2 separate regions of the Homo sapiens genome follow, and region 1 is linked to region 2. The links are chromatin loops, found by intact Hi-C in ENCODE. Cell type or tissue: heart right ventricle. All regions are shown on one strand. Each heading gives the region's core, and the rest is flanking DNA. Links, peaks and the distances in the headings are about the cores only.

Region 1 (11,320 bases), core at 2,740-10,739, 110 kb before region 2:
CCAGGCAGAGTTTCAGGGGACAGCCAGTATGTCAAAAGGCAGAGAGGCTGCCACGGCACACAGTGTTGGAAGGCGGGAGGTGTGGCTGGAGCACACCTAATGAAGGTGGCGTGGGAGTGAATGCTAACTGCGGAGAACCCAGCTTTGCTCCCGGAGGCCCACCGTGCCCTTGGCCCTTTCTTGAACGACTGCACCTGCCATTGTCCTGAGAAATGATCCAGCTGAGCTGAAGGAAGGTGGGAGGTGGTCAGGGGGAGAAGTGAGGGAAGTGTCTCGCTAGAGACCTGGTATGGGAGAAGCTGGGACTTTTGCAGAGTACTGGGTTTGAGGTGGGAGTGACAAGAAAGAGGGTGTGATTCTGAGAGCCAGTCAGGACCAAAGCATGCCCAGTTTAAGCTGAGTGGAGGGTTTGGTACTTAAAGGGAGTGGGTGGCCATTGAAGGGCTTTGGGAGGAGAGGGGCGGGAGTTGGTGTGTTTTTGAACCATCCATGTGGCTGTGGTGGGGAGACTTTTTTGGAGGAAGCAAGACCCTATGAGAGATGGGGGTGACCTGGACCAAGGCGGTGGTAGTGGGGGACTGTGGCTTTCTGGAACGGGGCTAAGCTTCTGAAAGCCCAGGCCCAGAAGACTGGTTCCCGCTCTTTCCTGTCTGAGCCTGGGGTCTGAACTTTAAGTGAGGTTTTTGTCCTATTACCGTAGGGTCTGTGGTCGCCTTAGTGCTTCATGGTGACTGTGTGTGTGTGCTTCACCATAGTCTAATGACCACACAGGACGCAGTGGGGCAGGGTGGGGAGAGGCTGAGTCTCAGAGGTGGGCCAGGACCATGCTGGGCTAGGGGTCCTGAAGAGAACCTGTGTGTGGAAAAACCACCCATCGTGCTTTTTCTATTATCTCACTCAACGACAATCAACAGAGATGTCTTCTGTGACCAAATGTGAGGAGAGGTTTCTCCCTGCCACCAAGCGGGCAGTCATTTGTGCAAGAGACACCAACTGGGTATCTTCCAATTCAGTTCTGATACTACCTGGAGATAGCATCAAATCTCGCAAGTTGAGGGCTCAGTCCCCCAAGACTGCCCTCCACCCCTTCGGACACCAGTCACAAGCCTGAGCCTCTGGAACTTCTGATCGATCAGCTTCAAGTTGGGGTTCCCATGACCCTTCCTTAGGTTTGATTAATTTGCCAGTCGCGGTGGCTCACGCCTGTAATCCTAGCACTTTGGTAGGCCGAGGAGGGTAGATCATCTGAGGTCGGCAGTTCGAGACCAGCCTGGCCAACATAGCAGAACCCCATCTCTACTAAAAATACAAAAAATTAGCTGGGCATGGTGGTGTGCACCTGTAATCTCAGCTACTCAGGAGGCTGAGGCACGAGAATCCCTTGAACCCGGAAGGCTGAGGTTGCAATGAGCTGAGATTTTGACACTGCATTCCAGCCTGGGAGACAGAGCAAGACTGTCTCAAAATTGCTATGGAACAGCTCACAGAACTCAGGGAAACACTCAGGTTTACTGGTTTGTTATGAAAGATATCGCAAAGGACACAGATGAGAAGATGCGTAGGGTGAGGCGTGGGGGATGCTGTGCAGAGCTTCTGTGCCCTCCCCGGGGTGTACCATTCTCCAGAAACTTCGGCATGTTTGTATTTATCTCTCAGGAAGCTCTCAGAACCCAGCCCTTTTATGCCTTTTATGGAGACGACTTAAGCATGTAGGCATGCTTAATTAAACCATTGGCCTTTGGTGATCAACGTAATCTTTAGCCCTCTCTTCCCCAGGTTAGTGGGTGGGGCTGAAAGTTCCAAGGATCTAATCCTGCCTTGGTCTTTCTGGTGATAAGCCCCCTTCTGAAGCTGCCCAGGGCCTATCTGCGTCAATCAGCTCATTAGCATACAAAATGACAGCACTTTGGAGATTCCAGGGATTCTAGGAGTAGTAAGACGGGAAACAGGATGAAGACCAAGTAGAGATTTCAACAAAATGCAAAGCTGTTGGAGGGGAGACAAGTTCAGATGTGTCAGAAATTTCCCTCTGGTGACTATGTGGGACTAGAGGACTAGAGGGGCTGGAACTGGAAGCAGGTGCCTTTCAGTGTCAGACATGTCGTGAGGGTTTTTTTTTTTTTTTTTTTTGAGATGGAGTTTTGCTCTTGTTGCCAGGGCTGGAGTGCAATGGTGCGATCTCGGCTCACTGCAACCTCTGCCTCCCAGATTCAAGCGATTCTCCTGCCTCAGCCTCCCAAGTAGCTGGGATTACAGGCGCCTGCCACCTTGCCCAGCTACTTTTTGTATTTTTAGTAGAGACGGGGTTTCACTATGTTGGCCAGGCTGGTCTTAAACTCCCAACCTCAGGTGATCCATTCGCCTCGGCCTCCCAAAGTGCTGGGATTACAGGTGTGAGCCACCACTCCCAGCCAAGTTGTGAGGGCTTTAAGACTGTGGCAGACGGTATGGATTAAACAGATTTAGGAAGAAAAATCTACAGGACTTGTTTGTTGAAGTCTGGGCTTAGGTGAGGGAGAGACAGACTCAGGGATAACTGCACAATGGAACTTCCTGTGGTAACCAAAATGTAATGACTGTTGTCCAGTACACACTGGCCGCTTGTGGCCGCCGAACACTGAAAATATGACTAATGTGACGCAGCTGTTTAATTTTATTTAGCTTTAATTTTAATTAAATCTAGGAAGGATTCCCTATCACACATCTAGGGTGTAGTAGGAAGCACACTGTTCCAGGCTTTGTTCTTTTATTCCATTTAATGCTTCCAGCAACCTTAGGAGGTATAAGATATTCTTTCCTTTGTAGAAAAAGTAAATAGGCTCAGGAATGAGTCCTTGCCCAGGTAGTAAGGAGTTCAGCCAGTACTGATTTGTTGGCCAGGCTGTTGCTGCTGTATCCTACCTCCTTCCCCCAAGGAGCCTGCAGCATCTCCTTGTCAGGAAAATGCCGTCCTCTTGAGTTGGTAGCATTGTTCCTCCATGTGGCCCTCCTTATCTGTTCCCACCCCGCCCCCCAAGCTAACATGGACAGTTGAATGATAAGCACACTGTGCAGGGGCTGGTCTTTTTCCTGGAGCTGCTCTGCCTGCCGCCTCTTCTATCTGCCTAATGGCAACTCTTTCAACATTTCCGGGGAAGGAGAAACTGTAGAAAACTAAACTGTGCCTTATTTGTAATGATTTGGTGGTAAAGAGGTAGAAATGAGTGCCTTAAAGTGTTGGGGTCACAGTGGACCAGACAATGCCCAGGCCGGTGGGAAGGGTATGGGACATGAGCCAGGAGTTACTTTATAGCTTGTTCCCAGCCCCGTGGGGGAAGTTGACAAAGTCACTGTCTCTTAGTCTCAATTTTCACTTCTGAAAAATTAGGGCATTTGGTTTCATGTAACCTTTAAGATCCTGCCCGCTCTGAAATTCTGTCATTTTACATTTTGTTGGAGGTTTACCTTCTAGAACATGTCTTACGTATCCTCTTGAGGTGGGGTAAAGGCAGGTGGGTCCACAAGCCCCTGGCCTCTGTCTTGGCGTGTTTTAACATTGGCTTGTTAAGTAACACGTTTATTTGAGTTAATGTGTCACATCTGGTGGACAAACTGTATGTAAAATGCTGAATGCTTTAGTGGATGGCAGAGTTCCCAGTAAAATATCAGGTATATTTGTTTGCCATTTCAAGCTGCACTGATGTTAGGAAGAAAGGCGCAAGAATATATAATACACAACTTGGGGCTGGCCTGTTAGAAGGGTTCACTATCGGCCTTGGCCAGGCTGTGGGTCATAGGAGTCGCCACCTCATCGGGTTATTGAGGTTAACTGAGATAGTGCGTGTAAAACGCTTAGCATTTTCCCTTGAATCTCTATTAAAGGCTGAAAAAGTGGCAGTAATTAATGTTGCTCTTTGAATTAATTTGTGACCAAATTAAACTAAATTTGAATTAGATTCTTTTTCTAGTGGTGGGTTTTGCTGTTTTCCTGGTTTGGGTGTATACGTCCAAGCAGCTCTGTTTGGTGGGACTGGTTTCAGGAATCCAATTAACTTATTTCCATCATTACAAAATAAGGCATTTTTCCCATTATAATTAAGTTCAACAGAATAAAAAGTAATTGGTTAAGTGGAGTGCGTTCAAATTAAGGGTTCATATTTTCTGTAAATTGAAGAAAATAACTCATCCTGAAGATCCCTTATTATTAGTAATGGCTGAGATTAAGTTTTACCAGAACCATGATTACACTGAAATGTAGTTGTGGTGACTGCCTTGGAAGAGTGGTGCTAGCGTGAGGCGGTTGAGAGTAACAGACACTGTACACTTTATTAAGTGCCTTTCAGATACGCGTCTCCCTTGAATGTCTGCAGCAGCCCCGTCGGTGATGTGCATGTTGGGATCCCCATTTGGGAGATGGAGAAACAGGTTTAGAGAGGTCTACCTGGCTGGGGGAAACAGGTTTAGAGAGGTCTACCTGGCTGGGGGAAATAGGTTTAGAGAGGTCTACCTGGCTGGGGGAAACAGGTTTAGAGAGGTCTACCTGGCTGGGGGAAACAGGTTTAGAGAGGTCTACCTGGCTGGGGAAAGGGTGGTGTTTCCTTGTCTCCAGATCCTGTGTTTTCTGCACCTTAGTCCTAATGCTGCTTCAGGTGGGGGTGTTGTGGTTTCAAGGCTAAGCCTCTCCTTTGCAGTTCCAGAAGCTTAATTTTTTGCCCATTTGTGCCTTGTTTCCAGTTCAGGTGACCCTAGTCATGCTAATCAAACTCACCAGAAACCTATCAGCTGGATCGCAGATGGTTCATTTGTGGTTAGAAATATGACTGTCACATGTGCTTGAAGACTGTTGCTCAGTGATTTGATTTGATTTTTGAGATGGAGTCTTGCTCTGTCACTCAGTGTGGAGTGCAGTGGCACGATCTCGGCTCACTGCAACCTCTGCCTCCCGGGTTCAAGCGATTCTCCTGTCTTAGCCTCCAGAGTAGCTGGGATTACAGGTGCGCACCACCATACCTGGCTTATTTTTGTATTTTTATTAGAGACACGGTTTCACCATGTTGGCCAGGCTGGTCTCGACCTCCTTACTTTAGGTGATCCGGCCGCCTCGGCCTCCCAAAGTGCTGGGATTACAGGTGTGAGCCTCCACATCCAGCCTTGCTCAGTGATTTCTGCCGCCACACTCTTCTCCTCTCCCAAGCCTACGTGGGAACCTGATGGCTGTGAAAAAGGAAGTTTGTGGGAATCACATCTAGAATGAAGGGAGAGGAGGATATTAATGAGCAGGGTCTGGCCGTTGAGCTTCCATAGCATGCAGTCATCTGTCTTGCTGAGGGTCATGCTGGGAAGGGCTTGCTTGAAGGCTCCCGGTCTTCCAGAGCTGCCTTGGTGTAGTCAGAATGCAGTGGATAGATTCTGGCCTCCTTTAAGGACATTCCAGTCCTCAAGATCCACCCTGGCTACACTGATTAAATTTAGTATTTCCCAGCCTCTTGTCTCCTGTCAGTAGCACATTTATAAATGCTTTCTTAGTGTGAGGCGCTTTTGTCACAGTGGCAGTGGTAATATTGGTACTAATAGCCTACTGTGTTGCCGGGCTTTGCTCTAAGGGCTCAACATAAATCAACTCCTTTGTAGTCACAGTGACCTTGTCTGACTTTGCAAATTCTGGGGTCATTTTATGATCACTGTGGATTGACTACAGGTGAGTTAAAGGTGAGCATTCGGAAACTTTGCCGAGTAAATGTGACACCACTCACTCCTGTGTGAGATGGATGTAGTTTGAGCTTATGTTTACTCTGAGTCCCTCTTGCTTCATTGTAATCAGATGCTGCTTGGACACCCTTATCTCCTTGCTTTTTGAAACTGCTCAAAGCCCATGTGATCATCTATTTATAGAAAGAAATTAAGAAAGTTGGGCACAGTGGCTCACACCTGTAATCCCAGCACTTTGGGAAGCTGAGGCAAGTGGATTGCTTGAGGTCAGGAGTTCGAGACCAGCCTCTGACCAACATGGTGAAACCTGTCTCTACTGAAAAACCACAAACTTATCCAGGTTTAGTGGCGTGTGCCTGTAATCCCAGCTACTTGGAAGGCTGAGGCAGGAGAATTGCTTGAACCCGGGAGGCGGAGGTTGCACCAAGCCGAGATTGCGCCATTGCACTCTAGCCTAGGCAACAAGAGTGAAACTCACTCTCAAAACACACAGAAAAGGTTTTCTTAAAGGATACTTTTGAGGATCCCAGAATCTGGACACTTCCAGTTGATGGTTTGTGCTTGTTAAGTGAACATATAGCTTGTAATGGAAAGCGAGTAATTTAAGGTTTTTTTGTTACACCACTTTTAATCATTACAGTTCTTGACACACATTCCCCTCTCCCCACAGAGCCTCGTGATGTTCGTTCATTCGTCCATCTGCTCTGTTTTCCTTGGCACTCTGGGCTTCTCCCTGTCCCGCCAGGGTTTAAACAGCCACAGCCTATTTGCTAGCTCAGCGCCAGGCCCAGGTCCCGGCCCAGCAGGTTCTTATGCCAGGCTCGCTGGGGCCACTCATGCAGTTGTGGCCCAAGGCAGCCTTGCTCTTGTGTGGGTGGATGGTACCTCGGCTGCCCACCAAGTGGCAGGCCAGAGCTCTGCAGGGCAGAATTCCACCGGGACAGGCTCTGTCGTAAAGGGTGTGTCGGACTTGTACTTGCTTCCCGTTATCCCATTTGCCGATATCTCAGTGGCCAAAAAGTCACATGGCTAAGCCTGGAGTCTGTGAGGGGCTGTAGAAGGGTGTGGCTGCCAGCAGGCATGAGGGGCGGGGCCATTAACATCCTACCACGGTAGGGTTGTGAGGTACTTTGTTTTACTACCTGTAAATAACAAGTTCGATTTTGGTAGCTTGTATTTTGCATTGAACTCCGTTTGATGAACGTTTACGTAGTGCTGGATGCCAGGGTTTGAAGAATAAGACAGTCTCTAGCTACTCTATGCTAGTTTATAAAATGCTAGTGATCTTAAGTTCTAAGCAGACAGCATCCTGGTAAGAGTTTGGCTTTGGATTAAAAAAGACAGGAACTGCTTATAAGAATCTCTGCTGGGGCCAGATTTTGCTTTCAGAAATGCTGATAGGTCCTTGAAAAAAAAGAAGGGTTGCTATGATGACTTGGCTCTGGGCCCACACACCGTGGTGACGACATAGTCACTAAGGAAACCGAGAGATGCAGCGTCTGAAAGGCCTCCGAAGGGTTTTGTTACTGTTTTCTGGGATCTGATTGGCTTAGACGGTGTTTGGATGGGAGCAGAACGCTGGAGCTTGCTGTCCTGCTGAAACTTCTAGGACCTGGTGCCGAGTGCTTTTGAGATCACCTTACTTGGATTTTGGTTTAAAAACAAGGGGGAGATTTAGGGTAATTTCTAGATTATTGTGAGATTTGACTCTGATGTTTAGGCTGCTGTAAAACAGGAAATGAGGTAATGTCTTTAAACATGTAGTGTGATAATGAACTGTAAATGTCTAAATATGGGCAACTGTGCAGTTCAAGTTGCAGAGTTGCTGTGTTGAGTTTTTATATAATTGGGTACTTTCCGTGTTGGCTCCTTTGATCCTTAAAAGTATGCATCAGTATTAAAGTCTAGAGGCCCATCTGCCTATTGAGGTTGGACTCCGTGTGGTTGTGTTTGAAATACTGTCTGAGGAGCCAGCACCAGACCTGCAGTTCAGGCTGAGAAAGAGGTTTTGAGCACTTAAGCGAGCCACAGACCACCCAGGAGTGCGAGCTGTGGCCTGTTACGTAAGTGTTAGGAATAGTGTGATACCTCGTTCTTTTGAGAAACTTTGAAATCACTTAATTTCGGAGTTAAATATAGCCTGCAAAAGTTTAATTTGTTCATACTGTTTTTGAAGATGTGTAAATGCAGTATTTAGGATTTGAATTTGTAACCATAATCACTTATATGTGGAGAATCGAAAGCAATTGAACAGTGGTTGAAAGAACTAGAGGTAGATTTTGAAAGTTCTTTACTGTGGTAACAGTTTTAGGCATGTGGTTTTTTTACGTCACTGGTTGACCAGTGCGTGTTTAAAAAATAGTCTAAAATGTCGTGTACAGACGGCTGAACTAAACAAGCCCTTCTCATAGACAGGGAGGAGTAACTATTTGGAAGTGATGTGGATTATTTTGGGGGGCGGGAGTAGGGGGCACTTGAATTAGCCAGCTGATGAGCCCTCTTATCGTCCCCTTCCAAATAGGATTGAACAGGAGTGGCTCCCAAGTCCTGCCCCACAGCAGGAGGCCGGGAGTGTGCAGGCCGCCTCATCCACAGGCCAGAGCCTGAGCTGTTGGACTCAGCAGTTCCAGCTGCCAGAGCACTTTCATACAGAGGCCTGAGCTTTCAAAACTCGGCCCATTGGCAAGAATCCATGTTTTATGGTTAATAAAACTGAGGATTGGTGAACAGTTAAATCAGTCATTGAAATCTCAGGGGTGGGGTCCAGAGTTGCTTATATTATTAATAGATGGTGGAGGGATTATATTATACAGCGGAGAAACTCAACTTCTGTTACTTTCCTTAGAAAGTATCTAGTAGATTAAAAAAACAAAAGATTAGTTTGATGACTGATGTTAACTCCTCAATGGGAAGAAGGATGTGTTAGGGCCAAGCCCCAGCCCGGACTCTGCCAGTCTTTCCCTGGGGCAGGTTACAGGCATCTGTGAGCCTCGTTTTCTTTGCCTGTGGACTGTGATTTCTTAGCATTTGGGGTAAGGTCGCAGACATGTTTGGGAGTTGATGGAAGCTGTGAACTCTCCCTAGGAAAATATATGCATGGACTTAGGTAGTTGTTTACATTTTCAAAGGATAACGGGGATCCCATTTAGCTCTGCGATCTAATGATGCTTATGGACTGATTAAGCCTTGTTTCCTTACCCTGGAAAATTACTTTTGATGACCTGATTCTAGTGGCTGGGTGTGTGTGTGTGAGTGAAGATTACACATGTGAAAAAGTGATTTTTCAGCCAGTTGCTGTGGCTCATGCCTGTAATCCCAGCACTTTGGGAGGCCGATGCAGGCGGATCACAAGGTCAAAGATCGAGACCATCCTGGCTAACATGGTGAAATCCCGTCTCTATGAAAAATACAAAAATTAGCCGGATGTGGTGGCGCAGGCCTGTGCCACTGCACTCCAGCCTGGTGACAAAGCGAGACTCCATCAAAAAAAAACAAACAAACACGTAATTTTTCTTTTTCTTTTCTTCCTTCTTCTTCTTCTTTTTTTTTTTCTTTTTAAGACAGGGTCTCACTCTGCGACCCAGGCTGGAGTGCAGTGGCACAGTCGTGGTTCACTGCAGCCTCAACCTCCTGGGCTCAGGTGATTTTACCATTCAGCCTTCCAAGTAGCTGGGACTACAGATGAGCACCACCACATTGGCTAATTTTTGTATTTTTTGTAGAGATGGGGTTTCCCCATGATGTTGCCCAGGCTGGTCTTGAAATTCTGGGCTCAAGGGATCCTCCCACCTCAGCCTCCCAAAGTGCTGGGATTACAGATGTGAGCCAGCGTACTCTGCCAAAGTCATTTTCAGTCAGTGCTGGTTTGGATGTGGCAAAGCGAGCACTGACGTGTTCTGCTGACCACTTTTCTGGAAAGCGGTTTGGTGGTGTGTGCTAAGATATTTTACAGTGTTCATACTCTCTAACTCAGCAGTTCTTCTCAGAAATCTCTCCTAAATAAATAATTTCACAATATACAGGCTTTGTGCACTAAGTCGGTGGTCAGGGTGTTATACTAACATTCTGCATCAGACATGTGTCAGTAAGAGAGAATTCCATATATATACATTACACTTACATTTATGAATAGTTTTTAATAACATAAAGGAGATGTATTTATTTTAATGCATGAAAAAGTAGGATATGCACTGTGTTCTCAAATTATGTCAATACTTTTGTTTGTTTGTTTATTTTTGAGACGGAGTCTTGCTCTGTTGCCTAGGCTGGAGTGCAGTGGCGCGATCTCAGCTCACTGCAACCTCCACCTCCTGGGTTCAAGTGATTCTCCTGCCTCAGCCTCCCTTGTAAACATTTTTAAAAGAGAGTAGAGGGAATATATAAATGTTAACAGTTACTGCTCACAGGTCATAGGATTATAGGCAAAACCTTATTTTTCTGTATTTTTCCTTGCTTACAGTAGATATTATTTCTAGAATTGGGGGGAAACGCGATTTTGGAAAATTTTTATTTTTTATTTATTTTTTATTTTTGAAACAAGGTCTCACCCTGTTGCCCAGGCTGGAGTGGAGTGGTGTGACGTGGCCATGGCTCATTGCAGTCTCAACCTCCCAGGCTCAGGCGACCCTCCCACCTCAGCCTTCCTAGTAGATGGGACTACAGGCATGCACCACCATGCCTGGCAAATTTTTTTATTCTTTGTAGAGACAGGATCTTGCTGTATTGCCCAGGCCGGTCTTGAACTCCTGAGTTCAAGCAGTCCACCTTGGCCTCCCAAAATGCTGGGATTACAAGCATGAGCCACCATGCCTGGTCTGATTTTGGAAAAATTAAAGAATATGGAGATAGCTTGGTGAAAGAGACCCAGATGGTTTGGGATTTCTGTTTTTATATAAGGTAAGAATTGGCTTTTTACTTGGATGACTTCTTTAGAGTGGATTTCAGTAAGGCCGAGGGGAGGGCTGGTGCCTTGGAGCTGGTGCCGATGCTGAGGATGGCCATGCTCCAGTCCAGTGCTCTGCACCTTAGAGCACTCGTTGGCTTCCTCTGCAAAACCGCCTCTGGCTTCGCTTTGTTGTGCCGCTTGCTGTGTTTTGCTTCTCTGATAAGTCATCTGTGTTCATGTGCACTGGAAATTCTTCTAGAGCAGTGTCCCAAGAGACAGCGAAAACCCCAGCTCGGAGCCCACAGAGCCCATCCTTCATCTGCTCCTGTGTGTGCGTTTTCCTTCTGTGCTGTCCCGTGTAGAACAGCGAGAGTCCAACCAGCCTGATGAGTCTCATGAGATGAGGAATGGTGGCTTAGGAAGCATTTTGGATGTACGTCATTTGCGTATGACATTTTTCAGATATTATAATTTAAGTAAAGATTGAGGACCTTTGATTTTAATTCTAGCCTTAACTATCTTCCAGGGTGCAAATAAAAACTTTTACCTGGGAGACAGAAGTCACTTCTGACTAATTTTTCTCTTTAGAATTCACAGATGGATTCAGTGGAAAAGACAACAAATAGAAGTGAACAAAAATCCAGGTAATTAAAGGCAACTATACCTTCAAGCAGCTTCATTGACTTCATCTAGCGTCTCTCGTGAGTGTGCGCACTCGTTCTTTAGTACCTGCAAGGGCGAAAGTGA
Region 2 (15,697 bases), core at 4,264-12,263:
TGTTTTTTATATATGTGTATATATATATATATATATATAACAACACTGCCCTGCCCCCTACCTCTTAATTTTCCCCTCCTTTCTCCTCAGAAGTGTTTATCATTCCCATGCTTTTTTTTCTATTTTCTTTTGAGATGGAGTCTTGCTCTGTCTTCCAGGCTGGAGAGCTGTGGCGCGATCTCAGCTCACCGCAACCTCCGCCTCCTGGGTTCAAGCAATTCTCCTGTCTCAGCTTCCCGAGTAGCTGGGATTACAGGTGCACACCACCATGCTGGGCTGATTTTTGTATTTTTAGTAGAGACGAGGTTTCACCATGTTGGCCAGGCTGGTCTCGAACTCCTGACCTCAGGTGATCTTCCCGCCTCTGCCTCCCAAAGTGTTGGGATTACAGGCATGAGCCACCAGGCCCAGCCCCCACGCACTATTTATGCTTGTACTATTTATGTATGTATTCATAACAATATAAAATTGTTTTTATGTGTTTTTAAAATTTATGTAAATGGTATCCTATTGAATAGATCCATTTGCAGTATGCTTTTCTTTCATCCAGGCTTGTATTTTTGAAATTAATCAGTGATTTACATATAGAGAGTATTCATTTTAATTGTTTTATGGCATTTTGTTATATGAATTAACTACAGTTTCTTCATCCATTCCCATACTGATGGCTGGTTTAGATTTTTTTTTTTCAGTTGTTTTGTCATTGTGGACACTGCTGCAATGACTGTCCAAGAATTGTGTCCCTAGCACATGTGAAAGGGATAACTAGAAGTGGAATTGATGGATCAAAGGTAGTTTTATGGGATATTGAAAAATTGTTTCGTTGTAAGTGTACCAAGTTACACTCCTACAAGCAGCAAATGAGAGGTTTTTGTTTTGTTTTGTTTTGTTTTTGAGATGGAGTCTTGCTCTGTCACCAGGCTGGAGTTCAGTGGAGCGATCTCGGCTCACTGCAACCTCTGCCTCCCGGGTTCAAGCGATTCTCCTGCCTCAGCCTCCCAAGTAGCTGTGACTATAGGCACGTGCCACCAAGCCCAGCTAATTTTTGTATTTTTAGTAGAGACGGGGTTTCACCATCTTGGCCAGGATAAGCTCTATCTCTTGACCTTGTGATCCGCCCACCTCGGCCTCCCAAAGTGCTGGGATTACAGGCGTGAGCCACCATGCCTGGCCGCAAATGAGAGATCTTGTTTCCCCACATCCTTACTAATGTGTGCCATTATTAGCATTTTAAATATTTTGCCTTCGATTCATTGGATGTTTCCCACCTTGTATGGGTGATCATCCTTTCATAATTGTATTGATTACTCAGGTTTTTTTTTTTTTTTTTTTTGAGACAGAGTCTCATTCTGTAACCCAGCCTGGAATGCAGCGGCGTGATCTTGGCTCGTAGCAACCTCTGCCTCCTGGGTTCAAGCGATTCTTTTGCCTCAGCCTCCCGAGTAGCTGGGACTACAGGCTCCTGCCACCACGCCCGGCTAATTTTGAATTTTTAGTAGAGACAGGGTTTCACCATGTTGGTCAGGCTGGTCTTATACTCCTGATCTCAGGTGATCCGCCCACCTCGGGCTCCCAAAGTGTTGGGATTACAGGTGTGAGCCACCACACCCAGCCTCAGGTTTCTTTATAGTGATCTGCCTGGCCGTTCCTACACTTTGCCCATTTATTGGGTTGGGGTTTTGGGGTTTTTTTAATTGATTTGTAGGTACTCTTTGTATATTCAGGATACTAATCCTTTAATGGCTGTGTTACTTTTTTGGAGGGTTGTATTACTTTTGCAATCACTGAAAAAATTAGTTTTTAAAGTAGATTCATGGGCTGGGTTCAGTGGCTCACTTCTATAATCCCAGTGACTCAGGAGGCTGAGGCAGAAAGATGGTTGGAGGCCAGGAGACCAGCCCAGGCAACATAATGAGGCCCTATCTCTAAAAAAGTAAATAATAAAAAATAAAATGGATTCAAATTTATTTTTTCCTCTGAATCCTAAGCTTATGGATATGCTGTATCTCTTCCAGCTGCTGAAATGAGGCAAAATGACAAAATCATGTGCATATTGGAAAACCGGAAAAAGAGGGATAGGAAAAATCTCTGTAGGGCTATCAATGACTTCCAACAGAGCTTTCAGAAGCCAGAAACTCGCCGTGAATTTGATCTGTCCGACCCCCTAGCCCTTAAGAAAGATCTTCCAGCCCGGCAGTCAGATAATGATGTTCGGAATACGATATCAGGAATGCAGAAATTCATGGGAGAGGATTTAAACTTCCATGAGAGGAAGAAATTCCAAGAGGAACAAAACAGAGAATGGTCTTTGCAGCAGCAAAGGGAATGGAAGAACGCCCGTGCTGAACAAAAATGCGCAGGTAATGAAACAGAAGAGACGAGCTGGTCTCAACGCTCTCTTCAACAAACCAACCCTACAGTTTTTTTTTTTTTTTAAGCAACCCTACAGTTTTTTTTTTTTTTTAAGCAACCCTACAGTTTTTGTGGGATTTGTTTAAAGTCCTACCAATGTGCACAGACAGCCACATGCTACTTTGGCCCTGTGGGGAAAGAAAAGTCAGAGCCTGCCCTCCAGGAGGGAAACACCTGCAATGACACCTCAGTCATGTGGAAAACACTTTCCGTGTCGGGGTCCCAGTTGGATGCCGGCGTGCAGAGGTAACTCAGAATCGGTCCCTGCCCTCCCAGTCTGCGGGGAAGGTGAATGGGAAAGATGCAGGTCTTCCTGAGTCTCTTGGGTGCTGTGGTAGAAATTCCTACAGGGGACTTTGGGGGTGTAGTTGCAGGCATGGTGGTCACATGCCCTCACCAGGACTCCCCAAGCCCAGGGAACCTCTTGGGCAAAGGCTCCAAGGCATGAAACAGCCTCTCATTGAGGGAACTGCAGAAAGCCCCATGTGTCCTCACTGAGGTCAGCAGCATTCTGCTCTCCCAGCTCCTCTTCATGCCTGCACTCGAGCAGCACTGACCCGCCCAGCCACTTCTGTGCCGGAAAGACCGGGTAACGAAGACGACAACATCCCTGCTCTCTTGGGGTGTGTCAGCGGGTGATGGAATAGTGAGGAGCTATGAGGAAGACAAAACAGGGACCAGGCACAGAGAGGAATGCACTCCGCCTTCTTGAGCGCCTCCTCTCTGCTTGTTAGTTTGCAGTCTCCTTGCTCGGCCCATCCTCCTCCAAGCCTCTTCTCTCCCCAGTCTACTCTCCATGAGTGATGTCTCCCCAGATCATCTTCTCCCATTCTTCTCCCACTCCTACCAGATTTATGCCCTCCCTGCTCCACTGGAACTGCCCTGGCCAACCTCACCAGTGACCTCCATGTCGCCCAATCCAAGGTCGGTTTTTGACCTTCATCTGGACCTAACAGTCGATCACCTCCTGCTCCTGGAAATGCGCATGCAATTCAGCTTTCAGAACACCACTCTCACATTAGCTCCCTTCCCATCCAGGTCCTTTGTTGGTTTCTCATCTGCTCAACCTCTGGATGTTGTTCACACCAGTGCTCTCCTCTACCAGCTAAACTCACCCGAGTGATCTTGTCCGGTCTCATGGCTTTAAATGCCACCTATAGGCCATCATTTCCCAGGTTTATACCTCCAGCCTGGACTCTTCCCTGAATCCAGACTCATAAATTCATCTAACTTCTCTTGGATGTCTAATGCACTTGTCAAGATCAGCACGAGTCCAATAACTCTGTTCTTCCCTGCAGACCTGACCTTCTACCCACATCCGTGACAGCTCCTTTCTTCTAGCTGCCCAGGCCCCAGCCCAGGTAATCTTGACTCCTTCCTTTCTCTCCATTTTTCAGCTACTTTCCACACCCTCCAACATTCCCATTCTGAACTAAGGCTATCAGCATCTCTCGGCTGGGCGCAGTGGCTCATGCCTGTAATCTCGGCATTTTGGGAGGCTGAGGAGGAAAGATCACTTGAAGCCAAGAGATCAAGGCCAGCCCGGGCAACAAAGTGAGACCTCATCTCTACAAAAAATTAAAAAGTTAGCTGGGCATGGTGTCGTGCCCATGTAGTCCCAGCTACTCAGGAGGCTGAGGCAGGAGGATCACTGAGCCTGGAAGGTCAAGGCTACAGTGAGCCGTGATTGTGCCACCGCCCTCCAGCCTGGCCAGCAGAGTGAAACCCTGTCTCAAAAAAAAAAAAGACCGGGCACAGTGGCTCATGCCTGTAATCCCAGCACTTTGGGAGGCTGAGGCGGGCAGATCACGAGGTCAGGAGATCAAGACCATCCTGGCTAACACGGTGAAACCCCATCTCTACTAAAAATACAAAAAATTAGCCGGGAGTGGTGGCGGGTGCCTGTAGTCCCAGCTACTCGGGAGGCTGAGGCAGGAAAATGGCGTGAACCCGGGAGGCGGAGCTTGCAGTGAGCTGAGATTGTGCCACTGCACTCCACCCTGGGTGAGAGTGAGACTCCATCTGAAACAAACAAACAAAAAGCATCTCTCAGCTGCTCTTTGGGTCTCTCCCCTTATCCTACAGAGTAAACATTTCACTCAGAGTAAACGATTTTTTTCAGAGACCTACAACGCCTTCACAGTCTGGCCTTATCTCCTGCTATGCTGCCCTCTCACTCCATTCTTTCCACACTATCTTGCTGTTTTCAGACGTGAGTATATCAGGCTCACTTCTGCCTCAGGGCCTTTGCATGTGCTGTTCCCTCTGCTTAGAAATGTCTTTCCCCAGATATCTGTAGGGATCACCACTCTCCTCCAGGGCTGTGCTAAAGTGCTATCTTATCAGTGAGGCTTCCCCTGACCCCCCTATTTTAAACCCTGTACCCTCCTCCCACCCCACATTCCGTATCCTGTTGCTTAATTTTTCTCCATAGCCTTGATCACTGACGTGTTGTATGGTTCATCCATCTCCCAAGTGGTCTAAATTTCCACCTCTGGCCAAAAGGCTTTGTTTCAGCTGTGGACTTGGTTCTTCAGCAGTCTCCTTGACATCTCACAGGACCCTTCACAACATGTCGGAAAGCAGCCCTGGATCCTCTTCTGCATCTGCTCCTTTTTCCATCTTTCTCCTCCAACTAACTGGTACCTCCTGCCCTTAAACCAGAAGTCTAGGGAATCATCCATGACCCACCCCTGACTCCAGGCCATCTCTGACTCTTGTCCCTTCTACCTCCTGCATATATTTTGAACTGTCCGCTTGTCCCCATCCCTGCTGTCACCCTTGTGATGCAAGCCACCATCTCAGCTGAACAGACCTCTGCCAAGATCTTTCTGATGGCCTCCACTTCCTTTCTTGCCCCTCTCTGGTCCATTCCCAAAACAGCAGTCAGTGATACTTTTAAACAATGTGGAGTTTGGCCAGGTGCAGTGGTTCACACCTGTAATCCCAGCACTTTGGGAGGCCGAGGTGGGTGGATCCCCTGAGGTCAGGAGTTTGAGACCAGCCTGGCCAACCTCTGCCTCCCAGGTTCAAGTGATTCAACACTGTTCTTACTTTGGGAGGCCAAAGTGGGCAAATCACGAGGTTAGGAGTTCAAGACCAGCCTGGCCAACATGGTGAAACCCTGTCTCTACTGAAAATACAAAATTAGCTGGGCGTGGTGGTGCGCGCCTGTAATCTCAGCTACCCCGGAGGCTGAGGCAGGAGAATTGCTGGAACCCAGGAGGCAGAGGTTGCAGTGAGCCAAGATGCACCACTGCACTCCAGCCTGGGCAACAGAGCGAGACTCCATGTCAAATAATAATAATACTATTATTATTATTAATACTATTATTAATAATAATAATTAAATAATTAATTATTATTTAAATGCCACCTATAGGCCATCATTTCCCAGGTTTATACCTCCAGCCTGGACTCTTCCCTGAATCCAGACTCATAAATTCATCTAACTTCTCTTGGATGTCTAATGCACTTGGATGTCTAATTAATTATTATTATTAATAATAGTATTATTAATAATAATAATAGTATTATTAATAATATTAATAATAATAATAGTATTATTAATAATAGTATTATTAATAATAATAATAGTATTATTAATAATAATAATGTTATTATTCTGCAAAGGAGGTATGTCCTGCTTCACAGGTAAGGACACAGGCTCAGCAAGGCTAAGTAATAGTTGAGGTTAACAGAGCTCGGAAATGTCTGGGCTGGGATGTGAGCCTCCTCTGACTCCAAATCTTCACATTTTGCTTTTGGACCTTCTACCTTGACCCCTTCACCTCCTACTCTTCCTCTTTCTCTTACTCATTGGCCTGACCAAGTCCTCCTGCCACTCCACAGTATCTGTCATCTGGCCCCACTTCCTCCATAGAGTCCTGTCTGGTTTCTTGCTCTTTCACTTCTGGATTCCCCTGAATCCTTTCCCAAAACCTCTGCACCTGCTCCCAACCCACTTCTTTTGTCCTGCAGGTCTCAAACGTCATTTCTTGGGGCTGTAGAGTATCTCTTGCCCACTGTAAGGATGTAGCTGCCTCAGGATAGAGCAGGACAGCAAGGGGCACACCACCAGCCTGTCCCAGGACCCCAGCATAGTAGTGATCACTAGCACTCATCTGGGAGCTTGACTCTCCCACAGCCTTCAGAGGCAGGTCCTGTCATTATTGTTCCCGTCCTCATGCTCATGGCTAAGGACGTGGTAGGAGGCAAAGGCACGAACGGCCACACGTGGGAAGGTGCTCCTGTGGCCAGGTCGATCTGATTGCTTCTTGCCTCCTTTCAGAGGCCCTCTACACAGAGACAAGGCTGCAGTTTGACGAGACAGCCAAGCACCTCCAGAAGCTGGAAAGCACCACCAGAAAGGCAGTTTGTGCATCTGTGAAAGACTTCAACAAGAGCCAGGTATAGGTACTCCGCGACCTCGGGCTCGACGACTGGAGGGGAGGATGAGCCCACTACGGCTTCCCAAGGCTCTCCGGCTTCCCTGGGATCCCAGTCTCAGCCTGCTCCCTGGTCACATGACCGGCCCTGACAGAGACCCTGATGGGCTGCCTGATGACAGAGATGGATGAGACCCAGTCCTGTGCCTTAGCTCTGAATCTTGGAGGGAAACCTGCCAAACTAGCCATGTAACCTGGGGAAGTCAGCTCACCTTTCTACACCTCGGTTTCTTCTTCTGTAACATGAGGATGGTGACATCCACCTAGACTGTTACCGCCTAGCTCTGCTCCACTGCCTGGTGCTGGTTTCCATTCTTCCCACCTCTCAGACTTCCCCTTTACTGAGAACAGCTACTTGGATGCTCACCGATGGCAGGGATGATGAAGAAGATCATAATGAGCTCGAACACTGGGGCCTCCTGAGACCTCCCACCTCCTCTCTAAACTCTGGCCCCCCTCCTCCCACACACTCCCCTCCCCTCCAACCTGATGCTGAAATTGCTGAAATAGGTTCTTCTTTTTGTTTCTTTGGTTTTTTTGTTTGTTTGTTTTTGAGACAGGGTCTCACTCCATCACCCAGGCTGAAGTGTAGTGGCACGATCATGGCTCACCGCAGCCTCGACCTCCCAGGCTCAGATGATCCCCCCACCTGAGCCATCCAAGTAGCTGGGACTACAGTCACGCGCCACCATGCCCAGCTAATTTTTGTATTTTTTTGTAGACACAGGGTTTTGCCATGTTGCCCAGGCTGGTCTCAAACTCCTGAGCTCAAGCAGTCCTCCCGCCTCAGCCTCCCAAAGTGCTGGGATTACCACATCTGGCCCTCTTTTCGTTTTGGAAATTAGAGCTCGCCCCCCTGCCTCTCCCTCCCCCCACAAGGTTTTCTTTTCGAATGCAATTCTGTTTTCTGGTGGGTGGGGACTTTGCCTGGGTTCATTGATCAGGTTCGCTCGTCAACTAGAACTATGGTCCCCAAAGAAGGCTGTGCAGGATCTGTGGGAGAGCAGATACCAGAGCCCTGCTTTATATTCATTTTTAACCTCATCACTTTTGATTTCCATGTACATGTGTAGTTATAAGCATGTGCTATCATTAAGGTATAGTAGTACCATGCTGTGAACTAAATATATTGGAGATACAAGCTCAAAACTGTCCTGGTGGAGGCAGGCAGTCAAAAATCCCAGAGAGGCTGGACCAGACACCAGAGAATGTGGGTTTTCAACACGGGGGAGAGGAATGAGGAGAGCCAACTGCGGGGGCTGGGGAGGACCAAAAGGCAAAGCAAGACACCTGAAGTCCGAGCTCACCACCCAGTGAGCTGCAAAGGTCTTAGAGATCATCCATCCCTGCCCTTCATTTTACAGAGGGCGACCAAAGAGGGGAGGCTGTTTGCTCCAGTCCCCACTGCAAGTGAATGGCAGGATGTGGGGCCCTTGACAATTAGTCCACTGTTGGCTGGTGATCTGCTCATTCATTTATGGAAGCGATGGTGATGATGATGATGATAATTCACTCATTCATTCATCAATTCAACCAATGTTTATTGAGCCCTTCCTGCTGGGCATTGGAGTGGCTTTTGCTAAACCCTATTGTCTCATTCATCAATTTATTCATTCATATATTCTAGAAGATGTTTAATGGGCATCCACAGCCTGCCTGGTTTTCTCAGACCCCCGGCTCCTCACGTGGATGCCACGAGGCAGCACCATTGCAAACACTCCTGCACTGGGAAAAGCCGCCCTCTGGCTTCTGCAGCTCTGCTACTAACTACAACTAGGCTTTTTAATTAACCTGGGATGTTAATCCAAAGCCCAAGCAGGCCGGTCCAGTTCAACAGGAAGGACACACGTGAGGGCCTCCAGTTCTTGGGTCGGGGCTCATTTCGTCAGAGAGGCATTGTGGCATCAGGGTGTGGCACGCAGGCTCTGGAGCCCGACCACACGGGGTGCAGACCAGGCTCTGCCCTGCAGCCTTGGGCAGGCCACCCACTGCGTCCATTTGATCATCTGCAGAATGAGGAAGCGACAACACCCTCCTGTGTCGGTCAGAATGTGCTAACCCTTGCTGGGATAAGAAGCAGCAGTCTCAGTGGCTTAAACAGAAAGTTGATGTTCCATGCATGCTCCCTGCCCGCCATGGACAGGCTGTGAGGCCTGTTCCTTGGCATCCTCACTTTGGAGCCCAGGTCCTGGGATGGAGCGACCGCCAGCCAGAGGATCCCTGCAGGAGGAGGGAAGGAATGTGGCTAGTCCCCGCAGGCTTCCTCCCAGGAGCAGTACTGCCACCTCTGCTCACATTTCTTTTTTCTTTTTTTTTTTTTTTTTTGAGGTGGAGTCTTGTTCTCTTGCCCAGCCTGGAGTGTGTAGTGGCGCGATCTTGGCTCACTACAAGCTCTGCCTCCCGGGTTCACACCATTCTCCTGCCTCAGCCTCCCAAGTAGCTGGGATTACAGGCCTCTACCACCACGCCCAGCTAATTTTTCTATTTTTAGTAAAGATGGGGTTTCACCATGTTGGCCAGGCTGGTCTTGAACTCCTGACCTTGTGATTTGCCCACTTTGGCCTCCCAAAGTAAGAACAGTGTTGAATCACTTGAACCTGGGAGGCAGAGGTTGCAGTGAGCCGAGATTGTGCCACTGCACTCCAGCCTGGGTGACAGAGCGAGACTCCGTCTCAAAAAAACAAACAAACAAACAAACAAAAAAAAACGGGTGTAGGGGCTTGGAAGGATGAGCTGACTTCCTTAGGGAGTACTCAGTGGCAAGTCCGGTATTGAAGTTGGGCCTGTCTAACTACAAAGCTTGTACTGTGTGACTCAATCAAGCTGGCCTCTGGTGAGCACATGTGGGAGGCCGGCTCCTTGCAAACTGCCCTGTCCATGTGTTACTGAGGACAACTGTAAACCCAAGTACATGTCTCCTAAGCCATCTCCTGACTTTACAGAGAAATGACTGCAGCCCAGAGAGGGGAGGTGACTTGGTATAGGCCACATAGCCAGGGAACCCCCAGGGAATCAAACAGAAATGAGACCTGGAATTACTTTGTACTGGGGGCTGCAGCTCAGGACCACTGAAGTGACAGTGCATTTTCTACCACTGTTGTCAATCACTCTGTTGAGCGTTCTTTGCAGCCCACAGATGTCCAAGGGTTGCCAGGGGCATAGAGCCCTGCCTTGGGTGGGACCAGGCCCACGCGGGGTGTCGGCCTAATCCAAGGAGGGAGTTCCCTGCCTTGGTAAGTTGGTGCAAGACCCGGAGCTCTTATGCATACACCCAACAGGTGGTGATCCCCCGAGTCCAGCCCACCCGCCCAGCAGTGCGCAGGCAGCCAGGGGTTCAAGGACCCACCCACATCCGTGCCTGACAAGTCTCCCCTCCACCCGACTCCTGCTGCCCTTAGCATATCCTCCCCTCGAGGGCCCCCAGTGAGATTTGCTGGCCTGGGTGTCAGAATGCCCCTGGGGTCACTCGGACCATCTTCTTTAATGTCTTCACCTGCTTAGGCCATCGAGTCAGTGGAAAGGAAAAAGCAAGAGAAAAAGCAAGAACAAGAGGACAACTTGGCCGAGATCACCAACCTCCTGCGTGGGGACCTGCTCTCCGAGAACCCGCAGCAGGCAGCCAGCTCCTTCGGGCCCCACCGCGTGGTCCCTGACCGCTGGAAGGGCATGACCCAGGAGCAGCTGGAGCAGATCCGCCTAGTCCAGAAGCAGCAAATCCAGGAGAAGCTGGTGACTGCCCCGCCCCTTTTTCCAGAGCCCATAGAGCCAGGCTCTTTGCTCCCACTGCCTTCCAGGCACAAATGTAGTTGTAGCAGGCCTTGTGCTCTGCCCTAGCACCTGCCCTCAAGGAGTTTCCCTTCTAGTCGGTGGGAGACAAGAGCCAGATAGTGTCACACCCGTATGATGTGGCATTAGGAGTAGGAGTGCCAAGATAGAGGACAGTAGAATGGGAAGACATTGAAGCAAAGACCCAAAAGAGGGTAGGGAGGGAGCCATGTGTCTACCTGGGAAAAGGGCGACCGGGCAGGGTGAGCTGCAAGGGCAAAGGCCTTGAGGCAGGACCCTGCCAGACCTGCTCAGAGAAGGGCGTGGAGCCTGGTGACTAGAGTGGAGTGAGGAGAGGGGCAGGTACGGAGGCCTCAGAGGCAGACGGTCGAGGTCCTGGCAGTCCACTGGGGAGGACTTTGGCTTCTTCTGTGACGGAGACGGGGAACTCTGCAGGGTTTTGGACAGAGAAGTGACAGGATCTGACTTAGGTTGAACAGGATCCCCAGCGTGATCCCCCTGGATTGAGGGCAGACACTAGGGGCTGAGGGGGAAGGAAGGAGATCTCCAGGAAGGCCTTTGCAGTGTTCACAGCGAGAGGTGATGCTGGCTGGGACCACGGGGCAGGCAGTGGGGGTGCTGAGCAATGGTCAGATTCTGGATCTGTTTTGAAGGTAGAGTCGACAGGATTGGATGCATGATTGGGTGGGGACGTGTGAAAGAGAGGAGTTAAAGGCGACTCTAGGTCCTGTGGCCTGAGCAACTAGAGGGATGGAATTGGCATTTCCAGAGATGGGGAAGGTGGTGGGAGGAGCAGGTTGGTGGGTGGGGAGGGGTGGAAATCAGAGTTACAATTTTGGATACGTCAAGTGTGCAAAGTCCATTAGATATCTGTATCTATTAGGATTACATTTGCCTGAATGTGGCAGAAAACCACACATAACAGCATCTTAAACAAAATAGAACTTTCTCTCTTGCAAGTAGACTAAATCCTCAGGAAAACAGTCCAGGGCTGGTATGGCAGCTCTGTGGTCATTGACTGATGTCCTGCTATCCTTGGCTCCTGGCTCTCACTTCTTAGTGCAAGATGGCTGCTTGAGCACCAGCCATCACATGCATAGTCCAGCTACCAGGAAGGAGGAATGGAGAACACTCTAAGGAGATTTCCACTTACATTTCACTGGACAACACTTAGTCACAAGGTTGCCCCTAACTCTAAAGAAGTCAAGGAAATGCGTTTATTCCAGACAGTGAAGTGCTGGTGATTGTTTTACTAAAGAAGAACGAAAAATGGTTACTGGGAGACAAGTAGTATTTTCTGCCACAATCTCCAATTAAAGCCCAGGAGGCAGCTGGATATGTAACATAGGGCTCAGAACAAGGTCTGGGCCAGAGGCATAAATGTGAGTCGTCACCTACAGAGAGAATGTATGCATGTATTTTGAGACAGTCTCACTCTATCACCCTGGCTGGAGTGCAGTCATGCAGTCTCGGCCCACTGCAACCTCTGCCTCCTGAGTTCAAGCGATTCTCCTGCCTCAGCCTCCCCAGTAGTTGGGATTACAGGCATGCACCACCACACCCAGCTGCTTTTTGTATTTTTTGTAGAGGTAGGGTATCGTCATGTTGGCCAGGCTGGTCTCAAACTCCTGGTCTCAAGTGATCCACCCACCTCAGCCTCCCATAGTGCCGGGATTACAGGCGTGAGCCACCATGCCCGGCCCTACAGAGAGTATTTAAAGCTGAGGACTGAGTCCTGCTCCCACCTCCCCAGCACCCCCCTTCTCACCACCACTGTTGATAAAGAGCAAAGGCATCTGAGAAGGGGCCGCCAGGGAGGTGGACAGATGCAAGCCGTGGTTTCCTGGAGGCCAAGTGAGGAAAGGTGTTTGGGAGGGAAGGAGAGGGGAACCCCTGGGTCAAACGCTGCTGCCATGCTCAGGCTAAACGCTGGATCCAGCACCATGGCAGTCACCAGGGACCCTGTCAGGAAGGAGCATGTTTGGCAGAGGAGTGGGGCTGCCAGCCTAATGGGCTCAAGAGAGAACAGGCAGGAAACGAATGGAGATGGCACATGCAGACAGCACTTACAAGGCGTTTGCTGTAAAGGGTGCAGAGAAATGGAGTAGGAGCTGGTGGGGGCCATGAGGTGAAGGGAAAGTTTTTGTTTGTCTTGATTGTAGAAATAACAGCATGCTTGTCATTCAGCCGGAGTGATGCAGTAGAGGGGGAAATTGATGCCAGAGGAGAGACTTGCTGGAGCCGTGTCCCTGGGCTGCAGGAGAGCGAGGGACATGGAGTGCTAGTTGAGGGCTTGGTGTGGCCTCTGGGAGCTCAGAGCCATCACTGGAGTCACGGGAAGGGGCATCAGGGCGGGAGCTTGCGGGTGAACAGAATTGAGACCTGAGTTGATCTGTACTGGGGGCTGTGGCTCAGGACCACTGAAGTGACCGTCATTTTCTACCTTTTAGAAGTAGAACTGAGCAGGGCCGGGGGGAGTTAGTGCTAAGTGGTCATCTAGAAGAGCTGGAGAGGGAACAGCCTGGAGGAAGGGGACAGGATGGTCAGACAGTGCCCAGGGCCCACTAGGGGGTCATAGTCAGATGACTGGGTCACCCCATAGGTCTGGGTCACCCCATAGTCTGGGTCACCCCAGAGAGCACTGTCAGGGTGTCCCCCACCATGCTTAGCCAGATTCATTGTGGTCACCGCCTGCCTGATCAAGTGAAGGACTCAGGGGGCCGAGGGTATTGGCCTGGGAGCATCTGCCATGAGACGAACCAGGGGGCCAGAGAGAGATTGGAAAAGTGGCGGCCAGCAGACTGGAGGTCACACTTTGCGGGGGGCATAATCATTGGAATCAGGGACTTGGAGAGAGAGTGGAAGAGACAGGTTAGAGCAGTGAGACTGTTATTGGTAATGACAACGGAAGGGTGGAGGGTCCCAAAGGGAGGGTCTCCGGACCCACAGCATCGGCCGGGTGGGGCCTGCAGTCTGTGGTTTCGAAAGCCCCCAGGGGATTCTGATGCCTACTCAAGTTTGAGAACCACTGGTAGGGTGTGCCCAGTGGGTGAGAAGGTGAAGCCGGGACTAGATCTTTGGAGAGGAGGCAGGAGAGCTGAGCAGCTGGGGACAAGAGAGGGCTGTCTCTGTGTGTGCTGAAACCACTGAGAATCCTGGCAGGAGAGATCTGGAGAGGGTCTCAAACCTGCAAAGAGTGGGTGGAAGAGGCCAGGCTGGGGTGGCAGGTGCCATAGTTGGTGTAAGCTTCTGATCTGGTGGGTCTGGGGAGGAGGAGGGACAGTGGCGGTGGCGTGGACCAGGGCATGAGGAGTGGGTGGGGCAGCTCGTCCACCTGCTTCCCTGCAGGCCAGAGGTGCACATGTGTGGGAGGCTGCAGTGGGGCCGGGACCTGGGCAGGCAGGGGGCGTGAAGTTCAGGAAGTAGTCCAAGGTGGAAAGGGCGCCGGGGCTGGAATGGGGGTCCAGGGCCCTGCTCTGTGCTTCAGGACTGCCGCTCTGCCTGGACCATCTGGCACAGGAGATCGGCCGGCCATCCTGAAAGCAGTATTGCTGTCTAGTTTTCATTTTTTGTAGAAAATTAAGAAGACAGAAAAGCACAAAGGGGGAAAAACACACATGAAACCTCCCCACTCAGAACTACTGCCCGCTTCCTTTCTGGGTCCTTGCCTCCATCCCCTTTTCTATGCTTGGAGGTAACTGGGAAAGTTGAGATCTCACCTCAAACAGCTGGGCTGTCTGCTTTGCTCTTAGCCCGGGTGAGTGTGTCCCATGCCATTCCCTGTTTGCCACCAAGCAGCTTGTGTGATGACCCTGGGCTCCTGAGAGCAGCCTGGCTTTACAGCGGGGGACACTGAGGTTCATGAGAGCAGGGTGACTTGCCTCGTGGGTGACAAAGCCCGCCAGCCTGCCTTCAGTCCCAGGATGGGGCCGCCCAGACCCCCGTGCCACTCACCGGACACATCCTTGCTTATTTGGCGGGAGGAGGCTCTGCCCTAAAAATGGCAAACGTGGGCAAAGGGGACTCGTCTTCAGCCCTAACAAAGCTGACAACACACGGGGAAGTACCCCTTCCTCCACACAAATCCAGCTTCCTCTTCCAGGGCTCCAGAGTTTTCACAGTGAGGAGGGCAGTGAGGAATGAGCTGAAACATAGCAACTCAGGGGTTGGGGTGCCCCTCTAGGACCATAACCTTCCTGTCACCGGGTGAGGCTGTGGTGTCTGCATGTTCTGGAAGCTGCCCAGGTGATCTGCGTTCAGCTGTGGGGCAGCCGGCCATGGCTCATGGAGGTGGCATCTGACAGCTGACTGAGCCAGGGAGCCCCCTGAGGACCTGAGAAGGAAGACTCTGGGCCCAGCCTGCACCTGGGAGCCCTGCACCCCGGAGCTGGGAGTGGAGGCTGCTGTAGGAATTGAGTCCCTGCTGTGCCTTTAGGAGAAGGAGGACGGCCAGCACCTCCTGACGGGGGAGGGCAGCTGGGCCACATGGAATGAGGGCAGGCTGGGGGTCTCCTCTGGCTTCCTGCATGACATCGGTCACCTACCTGCTCGTCCTCTGAGCCTCAGTTTCCCCATCTGTAGAATGAGAGGCCAGGCCTCCTAGATAATCCCCTGGGGTTCTTTGGCTCTGGGGAAAGGTGGTGGTGAGCCGCCTCTTTTCCTTCCAGAGGCTCCAGGAAGAAAAGCGCCAGCGAGACCTGGACTGGGACCGGCGGAGGATTCAGGGGGCTCGCGCCACCCTGCTGTTTGAGCGGCAGCAGTGGCGGCGGCAGCGCGACCTGCGCAGAGCTCTGGACAGCAGCAACCTCAGCCTGGCCAAGGAGCAGCATTTGCAGTGAGTGCTGGGTGGGACCAGGGCCAGGTGGGGGACCGGGTGGAGGGACCGCGGGGCTGTGGAGGTCAAGGACGAGGAGGGGGCAGGAGGGGAAACACCCCGCCCTGGTGGTCCTCATCTGGACACTGTGGACCTCAAGTGGGCTGGCTTGGGTTGACAGACCCATGGGCCACAGGTCACTGCTGTCCACACGGGGTGCATGGGTGGAGGGCACCGG

Evidence for each region. Peaks named below come from ENCODE experiments on the same cell type or tissue, not always from the same donor. Only the 100,000 strongest peaks of a DNase experiment are listed, where the experiment ranks them.
Region 1: a loop joins it to region 2, with 2.9 times the contacts of the local background. A loop is called at or near these places in 32 of 110 quality-filtered maps.

What each region holds. Positions count from the first base shown.
Region 1 is chr22:45,311,210-45,322,529 of GRCh38, forward strand. It overlaps FAM118A (family with sequence similarity 118 member A), which reads left to right. Exons shown (of 9, transcript NM_017911.4): 2 at 11,162-11,217. The coding sequence starts at 11,171. Among named protein-coding and RNA genes, the nearest start is that of FAM118A, 6.9 kb to the left of the region's middle. RefSeq lists enhancers at 1-595, 7,273-7,322, 7,373-7,442. In heart right ventricle, for the core only: a CTCF peak has its summit at 6,580; DNase peaks (open chromatin) are centred at 6,572, 7,152 and 8,277; H3K4me3 peaks cover 1,198 bases; H3K27ac peaks cover 3,938 bases.
Region 2 is chr22:45,415,587-45,431,283 of GRCh38, forward strand. It overlaps RIBC2 (RIB43A domain with coiled-coils 2), which reads left to right. Exons shown (of 7, transcript NM_015653.5): 3 at 2,016-2,360; 4 at 6,704-6,822; 5 at 10,362-10,589; 6 at 15,314-15,480. Among named protein-coding and RNA genes, the nearest start is that of RIBC2, 9.7 kb to the left of the region's middle. In heart right ventricle, for the core only: no CTCF peak of the experiment used is centred there; a DNase peak (open chromatin) is centred at 8,845; H3K27me3 peaks cover 450 bases.